Regions from separate parts of the Homo sapiens genome. Here region 1 is linked to region 2. A link is an interaction called in ENCODE POLR2A ChIA-PET data of the cell type or tissue named here. Cell type or tissue: MCF 10A. All regions are shown on one strand. Links, peaks and the distances in the headings refer to the core of each region. The heading gives the core; the rest is flanking DNA.

What was found. ChIA-PET counts read pairs that join two places held together with the same protein. Peaks named below come from ENCODE experiments on the same cell type or tissue, not always from the same donor. Only the 100,000 strongest peaks of a DNase experiment are listed, where the experiment ranks them.
Region 1: POLR2A ChIA-PET joins it to region 2 with 24 read pairs; 13 of 35 experiments call an interaction of 5 or more read pairs at or near these places.

What each region holds. Positions count from the first base shown.
Region 1 is chr1:181,038,030-181,048,741 of GRCh38, forward strand. All of the region lies in intron 1 of MR1 (major histocompatibility complex, class I-related), which reads left to right. Among named protein-coding and RNA genes, the nearest start is that of MR1, 9.4 kb to the left of the region's middle. RefSeq lists enhancers at 6,314-6,453, 6,574-6,813, 8,132-8,634 and a silencer at 6,865-7,014. In MCF 10A, for the core only: no CTCF peak of the experiment used is centred there; DNase peaks (open chromatin) are centred at 5,092 and 6,722.
Region 2 is chr1:181,138,281-181,148,992 of GRCh38, forward strand. No RefSeq gene overlaps it. Among named protein-coding and RNA genes, the nearest start is that of LINC01732, 31 kb to the right of the region's middle. RefSeq lists enhancers at 2,842-3,342, 3,252-3,331, 3,343-3,843 and a cis regulatory region at 3,147-3,696. In MCF 10A, for the core only: a CTCF peak has its summit at 4,397 (motif pointing left); DNase peaks (open chromatin) are centred at 3,481 and 4,371.

The DNA.
Region 1 (10,712 bases), core at 4,262-8,261, 99 kb before region 2:
CTTGTATTATATATGTATTTATTGCCAATCTCCTGTCTAGAAATTATCTCACAGGGCTGGGACTTTCATGTGTTCATTGCTCTGTTTCCAGCAGCTAGGACTGTGCTTATTGGACATTCAGAAAAGAATATACCTATATGAAGTGAGACATTGGCAACCTTCAAAAGGGTAGCCTCAGAAGAGTAGCTCACAAGCCAAACTTGTCACAGTCGCCACTTTTATGCTCTAAGTTCCTGTAGTTAGTTAGACATGTCATTAGGAGAGGGGACTAATGGTTCTTGCTGCACATAGAACCATCCATGAACATGGCCTGAGATGTGTCCAAAGGTCCCCTTAACTAAAAATATTGCCACCTACTTCTCCCCTCATTCCCACGATGCTCGAAATTCTAAAGAGTCATTCCCAGGAATCATAATCATTTTGACCTTATTAAGGCATTGGACTTCTTGAGAGAGCCAATAAATAATCAGACTGTGTTGACCTGGTTATCCAATCAGGACTCACGGCCACCTGTGTGTAGGAAGGTCTGGAGCCTGTGGCCCCAGGGACTGGGAAATCAGAGGCAGTGAGTCATCCTTGACACAAGGGGGCAGGAGAGAGCAGTGATAATCCAGGGGCTAGAAGCCTGGCCTGGAAAGCTTCCCCTACACTAGGGAGGGTTGGGTAGTCTCAAGGTAGAGGGACTTCCCATGGAGAGATCACAGTGTGATTCCTGGTTCCTTCACTTATGGATTCTGAGGATGATCTTGGGCAATTAATCTCTCTGCACCTATTTTCTTTTCTTTTTTTTTGAGATGGAGTTTTGCTCTTATTGCCCAGGCTGGAGTGCAATGGCGTGATCCCGGCTCACTACAACCTCCGCCTCCTGGGTTCAAGCGATTCTCCTGCCTCAGCCTCCCAAGTAGCTGGGATTACAGGCATGCGCCACCACACCCAGCTAATTTTTTGCATTTTTAGTAGGGACAGAGTTTCTCCGTGTTGGCAAGGCTGGTCTTGAACTCCTGACCTCAGGTGATCCGCCTGCCTTGGCCCCCCAAAGTGCTGGGATTACAGGCATGAGCCACCACACCCGGCCTCTCTGCACCTATTTTCTATCTGTGGGTTGGAATTATAAGACCTACCTCAAAAGTTTGTTAGAAGAATAAGTGAAACCCATGCTTATCAAGGGCTTAAAATGGTACCTAACACAAGGTATGTGCTCAATAAACAAATACAGTTGTGATGACTATGATTAAGATGCTGCTGCCCTTTATGCCTCATTGAAGGCCCATCTGATCTGCCACCTCCTTGGAACATTTCCCAGTGGATCCCTTCTCATGGGACCACGGTCTCTCTTCTCCTAGTGGCTGGAGCACTCCATTGGTACTCTTTTCTGGCGCTTGCTGCTTGTTGCCGTGTGTGGTGGAATTCATTTATTTGTTATGTGCTTTAGCTCCCCAATAATACTGTAAGTTCCTGGAGGAAAGAGCTGGTATTTGATTTGTTCTTCTCTTCCTAACATTGCCTCCAATTCCTTGTACATAGTAGACACTAAATAAATAATTGCCCCCATGAGGCCGGGCGCGGTGGCTCACGCCTGTAATCCCAACATTTTGGGAGGCTGAGGTGGGTGGATCACCTGAGGTCATGAGTTCGAGACCAGCCTGACCAACATGGTGAAACCCTGTCTCTACTAAAAATACAAAAATTAGCTGAGTGTAGTGGTGGGCGCCTATAATCCCAACTACTCTGGAGGCTGAGGCAGGAGAATTGCTTGAACCCAGGAGGCAGAGGTTGCAGTGAGCCAAGATCATGCCACTGCACTCCAGCCTGGGTGTCAGAGCGAGACTCCATCTCAAAAAAAAAAAAAAAAGAAAAAAGAAAAGAAAAATTGCCCTCATGGATGAAGTGAAAACACTTCATCAATTATTTTACAATCCAGTGATTTTCACAGCCTTTTGTAAGAATGGCCCAACTGGTTAATGGACAGGTTAAAGGGAACATGATTTAGAACTATCAAGTAGCCATTGCACCTAGCCTAAGAGTTTTTGGTTGTGTCGTTCGGGTTCTCCAGCACTATCTGTCAGAAGCTGATGAGACTGGGCAGGAGATGCCTTTTGAGAAGTAGCTTGACTGGTTTAGACAGAATACCAAATTCTAAATTGTATATTTCAGCTTAATAAGTGAGTTGATGCTGATGATCTATCTGTTCATGGAAAGGGAGAGAGAGACTTAATTTCAAAATTATTAGGGCGAGAAAAGAGAAATGGAAGATTAGATCAAATGATATGAAATTGCCATTTTTATAGGTCAAAAATGGTAAAATATTGGCCTTTCCAAATGATTCGAAATCTGATTATGTCTGCAACAAATCCTGGTGGGATATAAATTATCACAAGTTTTAATGTACTAGGAGAGAGAGGGTACCTGGACTTTTCCTCATCTTTTCTGTTGTGAGTTACTGACTGAACATGTGTCAATCAACTTCCCACCACAGCAGAGGTAACATTTTAAAGGCCCAGCTAAGGAGCAAGCATGACTTGTTCCTGTGGAGGCACCAGATGGGTAACTGGGCCCATGGCAAATGAAGAGGAAGGGACTGTGATGTCCTGGAGCAGAGCCACGCTGGGCTGAACCAGTGGTGGATGGGTGTGACTGAAAAAGCAAGTCCAGCCTTTAGGTGCCTGGACTTTGAAGTCAAGGCTGGCTGGTGGAGAACAACTGTTTCAAAACCAGGCATCAGAATTAGATTGAAGTTAAAAAAAAAAAAAACCCAGAAAGAAAGAAAGACACAGCCAGGCACGGTGGCTCATGTCTGTAATCCCAGCACTTTGGGAGGCCAAGGCAGGGGGAATCATGAGGTAGGAGTTCAAGACCAGCCTGGCCAACGTGGTGAAACCCCATCTCTACTAAAAATAAAAAAATTAGCTGGGTGTAGTGGCAGGCGCCTGTAATCTCAGCTACTTGGGAGGCTGAGGCAGGAGAATCGCTTGAACCTGGGAGGCAGAGGTTGCAGTGAGCAGAGACTGTGCCACTGCACTCCAGCCCGGGTGACAGAGTGAGACTCTGTCTCAATAAATAAATAAATAAATAAATAAATAAATAAATAAATAAAGCACAATACTTACTTGGACAGTATTGTCAACAGACCATATTTCTCTCTATCTACCTCTTTTAACTTCAGATAATGCAAATTCTTGTGAAAATTACATTTTTATAAGAAAGCAAAGTTACATGAATTGTAAATATTATGTTTGGAGATGATGCTGGTGATACTTAACTGGAATAAATCCTGCTATTGGGCACTAATGCCCCAAGTTGTTAATACTGGAGGTTTTTTTGCTTGTTGGCATCTATCAGGAATGTAGACCTCAGAGATCATAAAAATAGAAAACCCAGATTCCAGGGGATGTTCTACACCAACCCAGCTTAGCTCAGCAACACAGCATCTTTTTTTCTTCCTTCTTTTTTCTCCTCTCCACATTCTCTGTCTGGAGTCTGCTCTCCGTGGGGATTTTTTCCCATGAAAAACTATGGAAGTGATTCCTCCCTCTTTCTTTTCCCCTCACTCCCTCAACTCCAGCCACAGGCCTTTGTGCTGCTCCTGGAATGTGCCAGGCATGTTCTTTCCAGGGGCCTTTGCATGGCCCTTCTTGTCCAGACTGCTGTCCCCAGACACCTGCCTGTCTCCCCAACTCCTTGCAGGCACTTGCTCAGAATTCAGCTTTGTGGGAAACCTTCCTTAATACGCCTTCCTTTTTTAAATAGTGTTGCCCATTCCTCTTTGCAGTTTTATTTTTCTTCACTGTACTTTAAAAAAATTATATATTTTATTTTCTAGTCTGTCTTCTCCCCTTCCCCCGACTAGGGTGTAGACTCCATGAGGGCAGACATTTTTATCTGTTTGGTCTGGTACAAGCTTAGGGCCTAGAAGAGTGGCTGGCACAGAAGAAGCATTGGATATACAAATCAATATTAAGGAAGTGTGAGAACTAATATTCACAACTTGTTCCTCCTTTTGGGTCCTCCTTCTTTAGACAGTTGTGTACCTCCAGTGTAGCCACAAAACTTTCCAGATGTGAAAAAATAGAACTATTTCAAAATCAATTGCAGAATATATATAGTACCCTTTGCAGATCCCAGATTGCAGTTCAACTCTCCATTCACCAGCCTTCCCTTGAATCAAAGATAATTTTTTTTTTTTTTTTTTTGAGATGGAGTCTCGCTCTTGTTGCCCAGGCTGGAGTGCAGTGGCGCGATCTCGGCTCACCACAACCTCCACCTCCCAGGTTCAAGCGATTCTCCTGCCTCACCTCCCTAGTAGCTGGGATTACAGGCATGCGCCACCATGCCTGGCTAATTTTATATTTTTAGTAGAGATGGGGTTTCTCCATGTTGGTCAGGCTGGTCTTGAACTCCTGACCTTAGGTGATCCACCCACCTCGGCCTCCAAAAGTGCTGGGATTAGAGGCGTGAGCCACCGCGCCCGGCCAAATCAAAAATATTTTTTAGGCCAGGTGCGGTGGCTCACGCCTGTAATCCCAGCACTTTGGGAGACCAAGGCAGGCAGATCACCTGAGGTCGGGAGTTCAAGACCAGCCTGGCCAACGTGGCAAAAACCCGTCTATACTAAAAAAAAATACAAAAATTAGCCAGGCGTGATGGTGGGCACCTGTAATCCCAGCTACTTGGGAGGCTGGGGCAGGGAGAATTGCCTGAAGCAGGGAGGCAGAGGCCGCAGTGAGCCGAGATCACGCCACTGCACTCCAACCTGGGCGACAGAATGAGACTCTGTCTCAAAAAAGATCCAGGTTAAATAGATTCATATTCATTTCAGCATATTTCATTATTCCAAACCACAGAAATAAAGTGTTTCACCAACAATTTAATTCACCCAATATTTACCAAGCTACTACCATGTGCCAAGCTCCCTGTGCTAAGCTTTGCAGGAAATACAAAGGAAAAAAGCAAAGTCCCTGTTCTTAAGTGCTTTAAGATTGAGAAGCAGGTAGAAGGTAGTAAGCAGAGGGAAACAGAAGGCAGAATCTGGTAGCTATTGGTTTTACGACAGAACTCATGCTCTGATGCAATCTCTGGCTCTTGTTTGCATAAGAACCAACACTTTTATGAAGAGGCTCTCATGACTACCCCAGAGGCTTCCACTGTCTTCCCTCCCAACCCAAGCCCTCACCCACCACAGGAAGGGAAGGGGGAAGTAAAAGGTCAAAGCAATACAGAGGGACATTGGGACCTTATGCTGCCCCAGCCTGTGGGAGGCCAGCCTCCATCCTGTTCAGTATTGCAGCTGACATGCAGGATAACACCTGTGAGGGAGGAGCCCATGGGGCGGGGATACCTACTCTGAACCCTGCCAAACTGCTACACCCCAGCTCCAGGAGCAAGGAGAAAGAAGTGCTAACAATGATTTTAATTGCTGGGCGTGGTGGCTCACATCTCTAATCCCAGCACTTTGGGAGGCCAAAGTGGGAGGATCACTTAAGGCCAGGAATTTGAGACCAGCCTGGGCAACACAGACCCTGTCTCTATTAAAAAGAAGTGGTGACGTGCTTATAATCCCAGCTACTCAGGAGGCTGAGGTGAGAGGACCACTTAAGCCCAGGAATTCAAGGCTACAGTGAGCTGTGATCATGCCGCTGCACTCCAGCTGGGCAACAGAGTAAAACCCTGTCATACACACACACACATATGCACACACATACATACACTAACTAGTACAATCAGTTGCTCTGGGAGATACCTCTCAGGGCCTCTTGTTTTTCCTAGTATGCAAGGTAAGGGTACCCTGGCCTTGGGGTGGTCAGTTCTGAAAGATAACCTGCACATTATGAGTTATTTCATAAGCAGTTTTAGAGAAAAGAAAAATATAAACAAACTTGTAGCACAGAAGCTAATCCAACTATTTTGTGAGCTGATTTTTTTTTTTTGTCTGATCTTTTTTTTTTTTTTTTTTTTGAGACAGAGTCTCACTCTGTCGCCCAGGCTGGAGTGCAGTGGCGTGATCTTGGCTCACTGCAAGCTCCGCCTCCCGGGTTCACACCATTCTCCTGCCTCAGCCTCCCAAGTAGCTGGGACTACAGGTGCCTGCCACAACGCCTGGCTAATTTTTTGTATTTTTAGTAGAGACGGGGTTTCACCATGTTAGCCAGGTTGGTCTCGATCTCCTGACCTCATGATCCGCCCGCGTCGGCCTCCCAAAGTGCTGGGATTACAGGCGTGAGCCACTGCGCCCGGCCTGATCTTTTTTCTTAACTATATGCTTATAAATGAGGAGGAAGGAATGAATATCATTAAGTGGTATTCACCCTTGCAAGATTCTCTATAGTGGCAAGGGCCAGGTTAGAAGATCTGAATGTAGGGGAGGTCCTAAAGGTGATGGCAGCAGCAGGGTGGGCAATCTGGAAAGACTGGGGAAGTGTTGTGTAGTACAGCTCTTAGACACAGGCAAGAGAAGCCCCTGGATATGGCCCCACATTCAGAGAGCCCCACTCTGGCCCTCTGCTACCCACATCCTTTCCCACAGAGCGAGGAGTGCGTGAGGCTGAGGGGAGGTGGTAACCCTGTGTCTGGGCCCCTCCACTCTAGACCAGACTCCAGGCACCCAGGAACCTGGAGTTCCCCACTCAGCTGACTCAGAGCTGCTGAGGTTTACACAACAAACTCGCACTTTGGCCCATCCTCCTAAAGGTGGACTGGCTGCCCTTGAGGGCCTTGCTAGGCCTGAGGGGTGGCCAAGAGGTGGGAGGATCACTTAAGCCCAGGACAAGCTCAGACAAGAGGCAGTTTGTGGCTGAGCCTGAATAAAAAAGTAGAGGTGTTTAATTGTGGGAGGCCCTTGGCAGTGCTGGAAGGAGCAAGAAACAGGAAGAAAAAGAGGTGAGTCTCAGGCTGAGGGCCGGGGACTGGAGGGAGACACCAGCTTTCTCTGTGCCGCCCCATTCAGGCCCAGAACTTCACACAGTGTGAGATTTTTTAATTTGAACTTGGTCTTCGAAGCCATACAAAGGGCAATCTCTCAAGGTGGGGGGATAGAACATATTTCAAGTTTGTTAGATTGATTTATTCCTTTTAAATATCTGGATCTCTGGTATGTGAGCCTCCATCTGTCATCTCAATTTAGCCATGAAATTTTAGGGATGATCCTGTTTTAGGGATGAAATGTTTTTGGAGGTGGGTTTTGAGGACTGGGAAGGATTTAGATGGGTCAGAATGGCAGGAGATAACAGGACAAAAGGCTTGGACATGGGCATCTGCAGACACCGGCAGGCAGAGTAGGGGAAGAAAGCCATTGTGGCTGCATACCTTCTATTTGCCAGCTTTTGGGGATGGCATGGGGTACGTAGCCTTCTCAGCCTGGGCTCCACCTCCCAGGCATCGCCTCTGCCCGTGACGCCTGTCACTGTGCTCCAGACGTCCCAGGCCATTTGGTTCCCATGCACGCCCCGCCTTCTCGAACCTCCTGCTTGCACATGTGGTCTCTGCCCTGCTCCCCCTGCCCGCCCTCCTGCATCCCCTCCCAGCCCCTCTGCCTACTCACCTCCTACCTGTCCCTGAGACCTCCCTAAGACATCACCTTCTCTGGAAGTCTCTCCTAAGGGCCCACACCAGCTTGGATCCCATAACACTGAGAGGTGACAGCGTGCTGGCAGTCCTCACAGCCCTAGCTCGCTCTTGGCGCCTCCGCTGCCTGGGCTCCCACTTTGGCGGCACTTGAGGAGCCCTTCAGCCCACCGCTGCACTGTGGGAGCCCCTTTCTGGGCTGGCCAAAGCCGGAGCCCGCTCCCGCAGCTTGCAGGGAGGTGTGGAGGGAGAGGCGCGAGCGGGAACCCGGGCTGCGGGCGGCGCTTGCGGGCCAGCTGGAGTTCCAAGTGGGCGTGGGCTTGGCGGGCCCTGCACTGGGGGCAGCCGGCCCTGCCGGCCCGGGCAATGAGGGGCTTAGCACCCGGGCCAGCGGCTGCGGAGGGTGTACTGGGTCCCCCAGAAGTGCCAGCCCACCAGCGCTGCAGCTCGATTTCTCGCCGGGCCTTAGCTGCCTTCCTGCGGGGCAGGGCTTGGGGACCTGCAGCCCGCCATGCCTGAGCCTCCCACCCCCTCCATGGGCCTCTGTGCGGCCCGAGCCTCCCCGATGAGCGCCACCCCTGCTCCACGGCGCCAGTCCCATGACCACCCAAGGGCTGAGGAGTGCGGGCGCACGGCGCGGGAATGGCAGGCAGCTCCACCTGCAGCCCCAGTGGGGGATCCACTGGGTGAAGCCAGCTGGGCTCCTGAGTCTGGTGGGGACGTGGAGAACCTTTATGTCTAGCTAAGGGATTGTAAATACACCAATCGGCACTCTGTATCTAGCTCAAGGTTTGTAAACACCAATCAGCACCCTGTGTCTAGCTCAGGGTTTGTGACTGCACCAATCGACACTCTGCATCTAGCTACTCTGGTGGGGACTTGGAGAACCTTTGTGTGGACACTGTATCTAGCTAATCTGGTGGGGACGTGGAGAACCTTTGTGTCTAGCTGAGGGATGGTAAACGCACCAATCAGTGCCCTGTCAAAACAGACCACTGGGCTCTACCAATCAGCAGGATGTGGGTGGGGCCAGATAAGAGAATAAAAGCAGGCTGCCCGAGCCAGCAGTGGCAACCGTCTCGGGTCCGCTTCCACACTGTGGAAGCTTTGTTGTTTCGCTCTTTGCAATAAATCCTGCTGCTGCTCACTCTTTGGGTCCACACTGCCTTTATGAGCTGTGACACTCATGGCGAAGGTCTGCAGCTTCACTCCTGAAGCCAGCGAGACCACGAGCCCACCAGGAGGAACGAACAACTCCAGACGCACCGCCTTTAGAGCTGTAACACTCACTGCGAAGGTCTGCAGCTTCACTCCTGAGCCAGCGAGAGCACCAACCCAACAGAAAGAAGAAACTCCAAACACATCCGAACATCAGAAGGAAAAAACTCCAGACGCGCCACCTTAAGAGCTGTAACACTCACCGCGAGGGTCCACGGCTTCATTCTTGAAGTCAGTGACACCAAGAACCCACCAATTGCGGACACACCACCACCCATAATGCCACCTTGAAACCACTTTGTCTCCGTCAGGCCCTAAGCTTCTTGGACAAGCGGAGAGAAGTTCAATGTGGGAACAGCAGGGAGGGCCAAACAGTTTTGTTTCATTTTGGTTTACTTTTAACCCTTATTACAATCCTTATAACTAGTAAGTAGAAAAAGAATAAGAAAATGGTTAACAGCAGTGGTTTGACATAATAGGAAAAGCACTGTGCTTTAAAAAAAAAAAAAATTTCGGCCGGCCATGGTGGCTCACACCTGTAATCCCAGCAATTTGGGAGGCCGAGGTGGGCAGATCATGAGGTCAGGAATTCGAGACCAGCCTGACTAACATGGCAAAACCCTGTTTTTACTAAAAATACAAAAATTAGCCAGGCATGCTGGCACATACCTGTAATCTCAGCTACTCAGTAGGCTGAGGCAGGAGAATCACTTGAACCCAGGAGGCAGAGGTTGCAGTGAGCCAAGGTCACGCCACTGCACTCCAGCCTGGGCAACAGAGTGAGACTCTGTCTCAAAAAAATAAATAAATAGGCTGGGCACGGTGGTTCACGCCCATAATCCCAGCACTTTGGGAGGCCAAGGCAGGCGGATCACGAGGTCAGGAGTTTGAGACCAGCCTGGTCAATATGGTGAAACCCCATCTCTACTTTAAAAATATACAAAAATTAGCTGGGCATGGTGGCACGCGCCTGTAGTCCCAGCTACTCAGGAGGCTGAGGCAGGAGAATCACTTGAACCCAGAAGGCAGAGGTTGTAGTAAGCCAAGATCATGCCACTGCACTCCAGCCTGGGCGACAGAGTGAGACTCTGTCTCTAAAAAATAAAAAATAAAAAATAAATAAAATAAATAGGCCAGGCGCGGTGGCTCACGCCTGTAATCCCAGCACTTTGGGAGGCCGAGGTGGGTGGATCACGAGGTCAGGAGTACAAGACCAGCCTGGGCAAGATGGTGAAACCCTGTCTCTACTAAAAATACAAAAAAATTAGCCAGGCGTGGTGACCAGTGCCTGTTATCCCAGCTATTTTGGAGGCTGGGGCAGAGAATTGCTTGAACCCGGTAGGCGGAGGTTGCAGTGAGCCGAGTTTGTGCCACTGCACTCCAGCCTGGGCAACAGAGCAAGACTCCATCTCAAAAAAATAAATAAAATAAAATAAATAAATAAATTTCGGCCAGGCGCAGTGGCTCATGCCTATAATCCCAGCACTTTGGGAGGCCGAGGTGTGCAGATCATGAGGTCAGGAGTTTGAGACCAGCCTGGCCAACATGATGAAACACTGACTCTACTAAAACTACAAAAAATTAGCCAGGCGTGGTGGTGTGTGCCTGTAATCTCAGCTACCTGGGAGGCTGGAGCAGGACAATCACTTGAACCCAGGAGGCGGAGGTTGCAGTGAACAGAGATCGTGCCATTGCACTCCAGCCTGGGCAACAGAGCAAGACTCCATCTCAAAAAAAAAAAAATGCTCAGTGCATGTGTTTGTGTGCCTGTGTGTATATGCCCACACGTGCACACACAGAGGTGGAGTGGGGGTCCTCATTTATTCACCAGAGGCTTCTTTGGTAAAAGAAGAAGGCTGCGTCATCAGGGTTTTCAAGCCTTCAGAGTTCCCGAGGGCTCCCGCAGGGACAGCTCCCCCTGTATCCCCAATGAGTGG
Region 2 (10,712 bases), core at 2,683-6,682:
ATAGCCATTGGTGGAGACCTTGCTGCATCTACGCTTATTTTATTTTTCATTTATTGTTATTTTTTTGAGACAGGGTCTCACTTTGTTGCCCAGGCTGGAGTACAGTGGTATGATCATAGCTCACTGCAGCCTCAAACTCCTGTGCTCAAGCGATCCTCCTTCCTCAGCCTCCTCAGTAGCTGGGACTACAGGTACATGCACAACCATGCCCAGCTAACTTTTAATTTTTTTGTAGAGATGGGGTCTCACTATGTTGCCAGGGCTGCATCTATGCTTGTAATAAATTGGGCTATGTGGTTTAAACACAAACAAACCCCACTTTCCCACCCATCTTAAGTGGGTTGAGAGTAATGTGGCTGGGGTGAAAATAATCACAGTTTAATTGGTTTTAAATATGCTAATGCCTGTGTTGAAAACACGGTGATGTGAGCAGATGCCGGCACACCTTTGGAGGTGTGACCTTTGTGCCACATGGTGGGATGACTAATGAGTGAAAGAGAATCCCCTAAAATAAGTTAGGGGTATGTTTATGAAGAGTCAAGTAGAGTCCTGGGAGAAACAGATTCAGGACACGTGAAGGACTTGGTGGTAAAGGGAGAGGAACGTATGAATATAAGAGGCAAAAAGAGCAAGTTCTTTAGATGTTTGTCTAGGGCCGTGAGAAAGAAGTCAAGTATTATCTCTGAGATATTAAAACAATGGATTTTCACTCTCAGTAATCAAGTGCTCCTATTCACTGAATCAACGGGTTTAGTGGCTTTAGGGAAGCCCCAGACATCCTAGAACAGAGAAGCCTTCCTCAGTTTTGTGTTTCAAACCAGATTTTAAAAAGTCCATAGCAAGCTAATAGTCAATAATTTTGAGAGCCTGGTTAATAAGAGGGATATATTTTTTCTACTTTCCAAGAAGATCCCTTCTGTAAATCCAGAGCAGAGCTGGGGGGATCTGAGCATGGCTTGATGTGTGAAGCCACAGTGGAGAGAACAGAGGATTCCACACAAAGGAAGTGCCTGCCCCACAGGAAGGAAGAAAAACCCAGCTGGTGCTGGGAGAGGCTTGGAGGGAGATTGACACAATGAGGGAGCAGGGTACCATGCTGTGTGCCCCACCCACCACCCATGAACTAAGGGTAGGGGCAAGGTGGTAGAAACAGCCTACATAGGTAGATAGGAGGTAGAAAGTAGAGGGGCCTGCCGCCTACTTCCCATTTGGATATCTGGGAAGAGAGTCCCTTGCAGGTGTCTGCAGGGCAGCCCCGGCATGGTGGAAATGCTGGCAAATTGTGTCCTGTCAGAGGAAGGGCTGAGACAGTGGCCCTTGCTTCTCCACGACCTGCATGAAGGTGTATCCGCGACTTCCCAGGTGCCTCCTGCGGGGCATAAGGAGGCTGGGAATTAAGAGCCAGCATGCTGCAGAGGTGGGCCTAGGAGGCCCCATGGCTGAGCCTCAGAGTGGACAACCAGAGCAGGGCCAGAGGGAGGATGTGGCTGGGCCCTAGAGGGTCAGCAGTGCCAGGGAGCACTGAGGAGAGGCCCGGGCAGCAGGGGGCTGGTCAGACCATACAAGAGCATGTTCAGGCCATTGCCTAACCCGAGAGAACAGGTTATAAACATCTCAAACCCAGCCGCACAGGGGCAGGAAAGGGTGTGGCTTAGGGACAGCATATGGGAAAGGCATTTAAGGGTTTTCATTCATAATAAGGTCAAAATGAGTCCCCAGTGTATTAAGATCTGTAAATAAATGAACAAGTTACAGTCTCCTCAGTGGAACCTGCTCCCATTCTTCTCAGGGCTGGTCAGCTCCCTTCCGGAGAATTACAGTCATGCTGGGTCTCCCTTCGAGACTGAACAGACAAACCAGACCCCCATACAGAGGAGAGTGGGGAGAAACCTCCACATAAGAGCAGCTTGCAAGGACTTGAGAACACACAGTCTGGTGAAAGAGAATTTAGGGGTGACACTGCTTAGGTTCTGTATGTTCCCAAGAGGAGACCCAATGCATGGATGTTATAGGGAGAGAGTTCAGCTCCAAAACCACTAGAACCATCTAATAATTCTAAACCGGCATGGGCTGAACCAGGACACTTCCTGGATATGGAGCATCCAAGCAGAAGCCAGAACACTGCTATGCAGGAGAGGCAGATGTCTGCCGGGTCATGGACCTGGACAACCTTCAACATTTCTTCCAACCTTAAGATTTTGTGAATCGCTGAATGAAATTCTAATTTTAAAGTTTCTGACTCAGAGGCAGAGGAGGCTCCTATTTTGAGTCAGAGTACCCAAATGCAAAGATCCCAGCTCCTTGGAGACAGACGGACCTGGCTTCTGAGACTGGCTTTGTCACTCACTAGTTGTGTGCCCTGGAGAACTTCCTTTCCCTTTCTGAATTGCAGTGTTCTCAGCTGGAAGATGGAGATATTTACCTGGCAGGGTGTTGTTGGCATTAAGTGAATCAATGTAGTAAACATGGCCAATTGTGTGTGTGCACACGTGTGTGTGTGTATGTGTGTGTGTGTGTTAGTGGGGGTAGGAGGAGTATAGGATGTTTGCCATGCTAGAAAATCGTATTATTGCCTACTGGTTAATTTTCTTTTTCCTAAGACCAGCTTACAGAGCAATGGAACACTGAGTTTAATGAAAAGATGAAACAGATGCTGATGTGGTGTGGACAGATACTGGTTTGAATCCTCTTAGCAGAGAAGGGAAAGTTCTGATATGGGGAAGATGGGGGAGGCACCTGTGACTATGCTGGAGGAAAGGGCAAGAGGAAGTCACCCCCTGAGGGCCACAGGTGGATACCCTCTGGTGCTGTACCTGGGCTTCTGGCCATGGGATGAGTTGAGCTGTGTGGTGCTCACTGTCTTTCCGGAAAGGAATGGGCCTGGACCGATCTGCCTCCCCCCATGACTATCTGCAGGTGACACCAGATCTGCAGTGACCTTCAGCTATGAAGTGGGCACAGGTTTCCTTTTAGCCCTCCCCACCTCGGCTTTCTGCACTTGTTCCTGCCAGCCCCCACTCCCTCTTACTTCATTCCTAATTCCTTCCTCCATCACATTTTTTCCCTTAGAAGCTCATGTACATAAGGAGGTATGAAGGACTGGTAAAGCTACAAGCCCGACCTCTACCAGGGATGCTTGCATTTCAACTCTCAGCCACTGCCATTCTCCACTGGGGGCCTCTCTCCCACAGTGTGAGAGTGTGGGTGGGCGTGGTGCAGCTGGCACCATGCTGATGTCTGTCTCTTTGCAAAGCTGACCTACCCTGGGTCAGGTCCTGGCTGCCTTGAGTACTGGGAGAGGGTGGTGAAAAACAGGCCCAAAGCTCTGTGGGGAGCAGCCCCTTCTCCCCTGGCCTTTGGCTAGGAGGAAGTGAGTGGGTCCTGCCTTGGGGCCTCCACTTCCGGGGCCTCGAGGGCTGAGGCTGACTCGATGATTCCTGGAAGGTGATGATGTCATGGTGACATAGCAGTTCCCCTCCCCAGCCAAAGTCAATAGGAGAGTGGGTGATGAGTGTCTCTCATTGGCACAGAGGCCCGAGGCTCTCAGGAATGACCAAGTCCACTGGCTTGTCCAGGCCACTTAACACCACATTCATCAATAGCTCCCTTCCTCAAATTCCTACAGCTCTGATCATCTGTCCCTTCGGCGATCCCATATTCTGGACTTCCAGGGCAGGCTTGATTGATTTTAAACGTTCTGCCCCTTTGTTTTTCCACGTCAACAAATTCACAAATCATAGAAATTCATCCCAGGTTGGCCTGTGCATCCTGGGGCTTTGGGGACACGGAGCCACCAGGCTTTCTCAGAAACAGAGCATGATCATGTGTACCCTTGCATCCCAGCTTCACATCTGCATGTCTTTTCAACAATATTAATAGCTTCTTTAGAATCAGCATCTGTGTCTGTTTCTTTTGTTTTCTCCAGGACTCCTCGAAGGGGCTGAGTGTGTGGGAAAATCTAAAAATGCTTATGGGGAGGGGGAGGTTAAGCTCCCCTTCTTGTCCTTGTCAAGGGCTCTCTCCCACTACTTCACTGGGGGTGAAAGGCGCATCCGCAACAAGGGCCCCGTGAGTTCATAAGGAGATGTCTTCTGCTTCTCTCACCCGTGCTTATTAAAAGGTAACCTAGTCCCGGTGTGGGTTTGGGAAAAACGCTGCTGGACTTGCGCGGGTCGGGGTTGCTTTTGGATAGCCACTCCCTGCACTCTTGTTTACCAAAGACCTGACTCTCTGACAGACTGCGTCAGACCCGCATGGAGTAAAATGGATCCTTTGTCAGCTGGAGTCTGAATTGAAACGCCTTCTCTGCGGCCCTCCCCAGACCGACCCCAGCGTTTTACAAGGGAGCCCTGGCGTTGCCTTACGCTGCCCGATGCTGCCCCCTGCAGGCGGCTCGCAGACACAGCCCGCTCCGCTGGGTGTGGAGGCTCAGCCTGTCCCACACAAATGGGTTTTCATCACCTAGAGTTGTCAGAGCAGCTAATAGCGCATGAACAGGAAGAAAATTAGGCTTCTCTAAGTGAATTGGGTGTTGAAAGACACTGAGATAAATGGTGGAGGCAGTGAGAATGACTGATGGTGTTTCAAGTCTGAAGTAATAAGTTGGGGAGGTGAGGGTTGGGGGTGGGAGGAGAAGGAACTAGTGTTTACAGTGACCATGTGATTTAAATCTGGGCTCACAACAGCCTCAGAGGCAAATGCTCTGAACTCCTGTTTAATGGATGGTGAAGTCGAGTCTTAGAGAAAAATTAAATAACTGCCCAAGATTATACAGCAATAAATGGCAGACCCAGGACTTGAACTCAGTGACCCCAGGCCTCTGTGACATCTGCTGTCCCGCCACCCCACCATAAGAGATCATCGTCCTGCCTGGAGGAAGATCCCTTTGTTTATGGGATGAACTGGGTTTTTTGGAATGAAGGGGAAACTTCAACAGGGAATTCTCTTCACTAAGACAGTTTGTAGCTGTAGCCTCTGTCATGTGATATGAGGGGTGTTTGGCAGATCTCCCTGCCTGAAAACATCTCCCCAACTTGCTCATCACATTGCCTGGAATTTTGCTAAAAGAGAGTCCTTCCTTTGATTAAGATTGGCTAAGTGGTACTCCTGTTAAATGAAAATGCAATTCCTGTGGGGGAGTCACAGGTTAAACCTTTAAATCTTAATTCAACCTCAGTGGAGATTAGCTCATCAGGTTGCTTCATCCCTGTGATAGAGAATGAAGGGTGTGGGGAAATTGGAGGACAGGGGGTGTGCCAAAATCTAATTTTATTACTAAATGTCTCAGAGACTCCTCAAACTGTACCAAATGAAACTCTTTATCTTCTCTCCCACACTCTCCCTTCTTGGACATTAAACAGGCTCAGAAATCCCTGCAGTGTCCCTCTCTCCTCCATCTGATGGTCACTGGGTCCTCCCCAGCCTGCCTCTGAAGTGGTGCCTGAATCTCCACCGTGCACCCTCACTCTGTGGTGTGCTCAGGCCCTCGTCAGTGTGTTTCTGCCCCTGAGACTTTACCCTTTAATCAAACCTCAGTGCAGCAGCAAATGAGAGCTTTTGAAAACATGAATCGGAGGATGCTGCATTTCCTCCTAAAATCTTCCTCAGTGCCTTAAAGAAAAGTGCCAATTCCTCAGTATTTTATACTTAGGAGAGTGTTCCCATCCTTCTCTCTTGCCTCTCCTCTGTACCTCTCATTACCACCCTCCTTCACCCCATTCCCCAGCCTGGTCATCTCATTCATAGCTCCATGCTTTTGTGCTTTGTTTTTGTCAGGAAAGCCCTTCTCCTTCAGTGGTCAGCTAACTACTCCTCCATGAAGCCATCCCTGATTCCTACTCCAGCCCCCAAGGAAGAGGTAAGTTTTTATGTCACCCCTCACTAAGCCCACACACATGAATGAATGGATGAGTAAACGAAGCTCAGCTGATGAGTGGACTATCCAGTTCAAAAGATGAGGTTGTTTCTGAAATGAATATAAACCAAACTGTGGCTACGTTTTTGAAGGTTGCTGCTATGATGCACTGAATGTGTCTGTGTGTGCATTGGTGGGATACAAAGACTCTGTTAGGGTAAATAATTTGATGGGCCTTGAACTTACACAAGCAGACTAGTTTCAGAACATTGCCATGGAGACGAATGAGGACTCAAGCAGCAGGGTACCACTTAGGCAATGACAGATTTTACAGAAAATGGGCTTAGATACACCTTTCTTGTCAAAAAATCTCCTAGCTAATGGGGAGAGTGCTTCAAGGCAGAATAAAAGCTTGCACCCTCAATGAACAAAAAGCTCCTGAAGTTAGAAAACCAGGAAGTAGCAGGTCAGGAAGAAGATAAATTCTTAGCGATAGACTGAAAGACAAATGGCCAAAGAGGATGTTGGGGCCATGCCATGATGTTAGATGGAGTTCAGCATATTATATTAGAAAATAAACAAAGGATGAAGATGTTTCAAATGTATCTTTATATGTTCTGTTGCGTGAAGTGAGGAAGCTGTTCCCTTGGTCCTTGGCAAACTGTTAAATCATTTATGTATTTATTTATTTATTTGAGATAGAGTCTCACTCTGTTGCCCAGGCTGGAGTGCAGTGGCGCAATTTTGGCTCACTGCAACCTCTGCCTTCTGGGTTCAAGCGATTCTCCTGTCTCAGCCTCCTGAGTGGCTGGGATTACAGGCACCCGCCACGATGCCAGGGCCATTTTTGTATTTTTAGTAGAGACGGGGATTTCACCATGTTGGCCAAGCTGGTCTTGAACTCCTGACCTCAAGTGATCTGCCTGCTTTGGCCTCCCAAAGTGCTGGGATTAGAGGCATGAGCCACCACACCTGGCCATGTTAAATCATTTATTACAGAACTAGGACTATATAATCTCCTACATAGCCACCATAGAACCTTTCAAGTCAGGGCTTGCACTTGGACACATCTGCCATCCAATCCACAGACCCCATTCAAAATTTTCAAGCTGTCCCAACAATGTCTCTTTTTCCTTTCTAGTCCAAGATCATATCCAGGAATACAAGTTGCATGGTTCTTGTGCCTCTTTAGTTTTCTCCAATTTGAAACAGTTTCTTAGTCTTTCCCTGTCTTTCATGTCATCGACTGTTTTAAAGAGTACAAACCTTTCATTCTGCAGGACGTCCCTGGGTCTGTCTAATGTCCTGGTGTCCAGACTTGGGTCATGCTCCCTTGATAAGAACACCACAGAAATGATGCTATTCTCATTTCAGCAAATTGCATGGGGTGGAAGGAGGAGACATAGGATGTCAATCCATTCCACAACTGGAACTGTTTATTTTGATCACCAGTCACGTACCAACGTTTGTCTGCCAGGTTTCTCTCCTATAAAGACCCCATTTACCCCCTTTAAATTGATGGCATTTTGTGGGGAGGTAATCCTGTTCTTTATCAAACTTGCATCTCCCAATCTTAGCCTCCATTGATGTCTCCTGCCAGAATCAACCACAACTATGACAGTTTCCAAATTATGGTTTTCTATTTCCATCATTCCTTTTCATTTTATTAGTTGGTGGGCTACTGTAATACAAAGCTTTCCCATTTTCTATGTTCGTTTGCATATTTATTTCAGTAGGGAATCTTGTTTTATTCAATGGATTGTATTCCATTGCCGTCCTTGTTTATTTTGATGTTCACATTGCTCCAGATATGGCCAGTGGAGTCCCTTCAGCTTGGCTCCTGCCTCCTTCTGACACATCTCCACCATTCTCAGCACTGTCTTACTTTCTGGCACTACAAAATGACCAAGGCTCATCATGGTACTTTTCCTTCTCCAGCCTGGAATTAGCTCTTTCTCCAAGGAGCCCTGCCTTCTTGTAGTGGAGGATGGTGTTTAGGAACCAAAATCTGAGCCCTTAGTGTGCTTCTTGTTACTGAGGTGTCATTGCTTCTAGGCCTGTTGAGTGGACAGATCTAGGAAATATATGTGTGCATATGTACACTCACAGGTGTATACACACATCTACAACTATTTCCATATCTACCTGTGTTTATATATCAGAAAACAGTAAGTCGATGATACTCACACCTCCAGTTCCAATCCACCTCAGTGTTCTTTATAGTTTCCTTCTTTTCTATATTTGTAATTCTCTTCTCCAACAGTAAGAAACCGGACTGTCATTATCCTCAAGATATGTACTTATTTGCTCAATAAGTTTACTTATTTTTGTAACGTAATCAATCTCCCAATGACAGCAGCTGTGTCTTTCACCTCTACTCCCTGTCCCCACCTCTAGTGCCCTGTATCCTTAGGTGCCAGCAGGCATATCATCAGTGAACTCCACACAGCAGCCCCCTCTCTGTCAGTACCCCATAGGGGCCCTATGTGACTCTTCCAGGCCAGGAAGGGAGGGGAAGGAAAAAGAGAAGAAAGGAAGATGAAGCCTGTGTGGATTGTTTTAACTGAATGCCAAAAGGAAGAAGGAGATGCCATTTTGCCTATGCCAGCAAGTGCTTTGTCAAGTATTGATCAATAAGAAAGTACAGATATCAATAAGAAAGTATATACTCATGCATGTACGAATCAGTGATGAATATGACTTTAATACATAATCTAGTTATTTATGTTTAAAAGTAGTACATTGTTGATACTCCTTTCTTCACAAATACCCTAAAACCTTGTAGATGGGGTGGAGTGGGAAATATAAATTATCAGAAATGTGATCAGGAGTCAAAGAAATGCCCAAAGGGCAATTCAGAGTTGCATTCAGGCCTCAGAACAGGACACTTCTCAAAATTTGGGAGACAAAGTTAAAAATAGCTTATCCTGGTGGGCACGGTGGCTCATGCCTGTAATCCCAGCACTTTGGGAAGCTGAGGTGGGCAGATCACTTAGAGCTCAGGAGTTCAAGACCAGCCTGGCCAACACGGCAAAACCCCATCTCTACAAAAATACAAAAAAATTAGCCGGGCATTAGTGGTTCATGCCTGTAGTCCCAGATACTCAGGAGGCTAAGACTGGAGAACCTCTTGAGCTCAGGAAGCAGAGGTTGCAGTGAGCCGAGATTGCACTACTGCACTCCAGCCTGGGCAAGAAAGTGAGACCCTTTCTCAAAAACAACAACAGCAACAAAAACAAAAACAAACTTGTTTATCCTCTGAGGTTGAAGCCAACAAAAAGCAGCCCCAAATAAATGAGATTAACTACCTGTGGGTGGAACTGTCTTGGAAGATGACTTATAATTGACTCCAGGCATCTTTCACATCTCCATGAAGGAGAATGAAGAGCCTTCCAAAATCTTCCTCTGCAGTAGTTCATTCATTCAACACTATTCACCTTGATGTCTGCCGTGTTTTCCCTTGTAACAATGCTATTTATCTCTTTGGAATTGTATGTCAGTTGGCTGAGCACTGGAGGATATAACAGGGAAGAAAACACATTCCTCATAGTCAGAAAGTTCATGGTCTGGAGTGGGAGACAGTGACCAGGGCACTTCAGCATGTGAGCTATGTGCATTGAGAGGCGTGAGCATCTAGCTCTGACTGGGTGGAGGTATGTGGAAAGGTGTGCCAGGGAGGTGACCGCTAAGTGGACACCTGAAGGACTCATGGGAATCAGCCAAGAGAAGGGAGTGGAGGGAATGTTACGGGATGAGTGGCCACATGTCCCAAGGTCTGGAAAAGTGAGAGAGCACGGAGCGCCTGGCCAGTGGCAAGTGGGAATGTCAAGTTTGAGGGGGAATGGGGTGGGGGTGAGATGGAGAGCTAAGCAGGCCTGGATCATCAGAGGTCTTGGAAGCCGTATTTAGGCATTTGGACTTCGTCCTAGGGAGAGCGAGACATCCCTCAAGTGTGATCCGTAGACGTGTGATATGATCATGATCCCATTTTAGAAAAGCTCCCTGACTGTGTACAACAAGTTAGCCATACTCCTGGTTAAGGGCACAGTCTCCACAAGACTGCCCTCACTTCAGACATCAGCCCCAAGTTTGGAGGTCCTCAGGGTCACCTTCTCTTCTGACAAGTTGCCTAGAAATTCAGGGGTTCCCACACTACCTTCAGGTTTGATGATTCACTAGAACAACTCATGGAAATCCGGGAAGAGCTATACTTATGATTACAGTTTTATTATAATAAAAAGATACAAATTGGAACCTGTCAAAGAAAGGGACACATACAGCAGAATCTGAGAGGGTTTCAAACATGAAGCTTCTGTGTCCTCAGGATACAGTGCCCTGCCAGCATTGTATGTGACAACATTTATGCAGGAAGTCCACTCAAGCTTTGTCATACAGTTTTTACTGGACTATAATGAAGTCCAGAGCCTTCATTAGCTAGTTGTGATTGATCGAATTTTTGCTCTTGTGGGTGGACTCGATCTCCAGGCCTCCTCCCCTTCCCAGAGGTCAGGCTGATATCATGAGGCCCAAAGCCCCAACCCCCTAACCACATGGTTGGTCCTTCTGGCATGGTCAACCCATACACTGAGTCCTCTCATACTAAATAAGGGACCCACCACGAATAACACAGATACTCCTATCACTTGGGAAATTGCAAGGATTTAGAGGTTACCTCCCAGGAGCTGGGACGAATGCCAGATCTCTCCTTAGGTGAGGCCAGATTCCTTACTCACACCGTGGTGTGGCAATTAGACTGGATGAAAGCAAGTTTAGAAGCAGGGAAATCAATTGCTAGTTGCTGCAGCAATCCAAGGAAGAGAACATGGTGGTCTGGACCAAAGAACAGCAGAAGGAATGG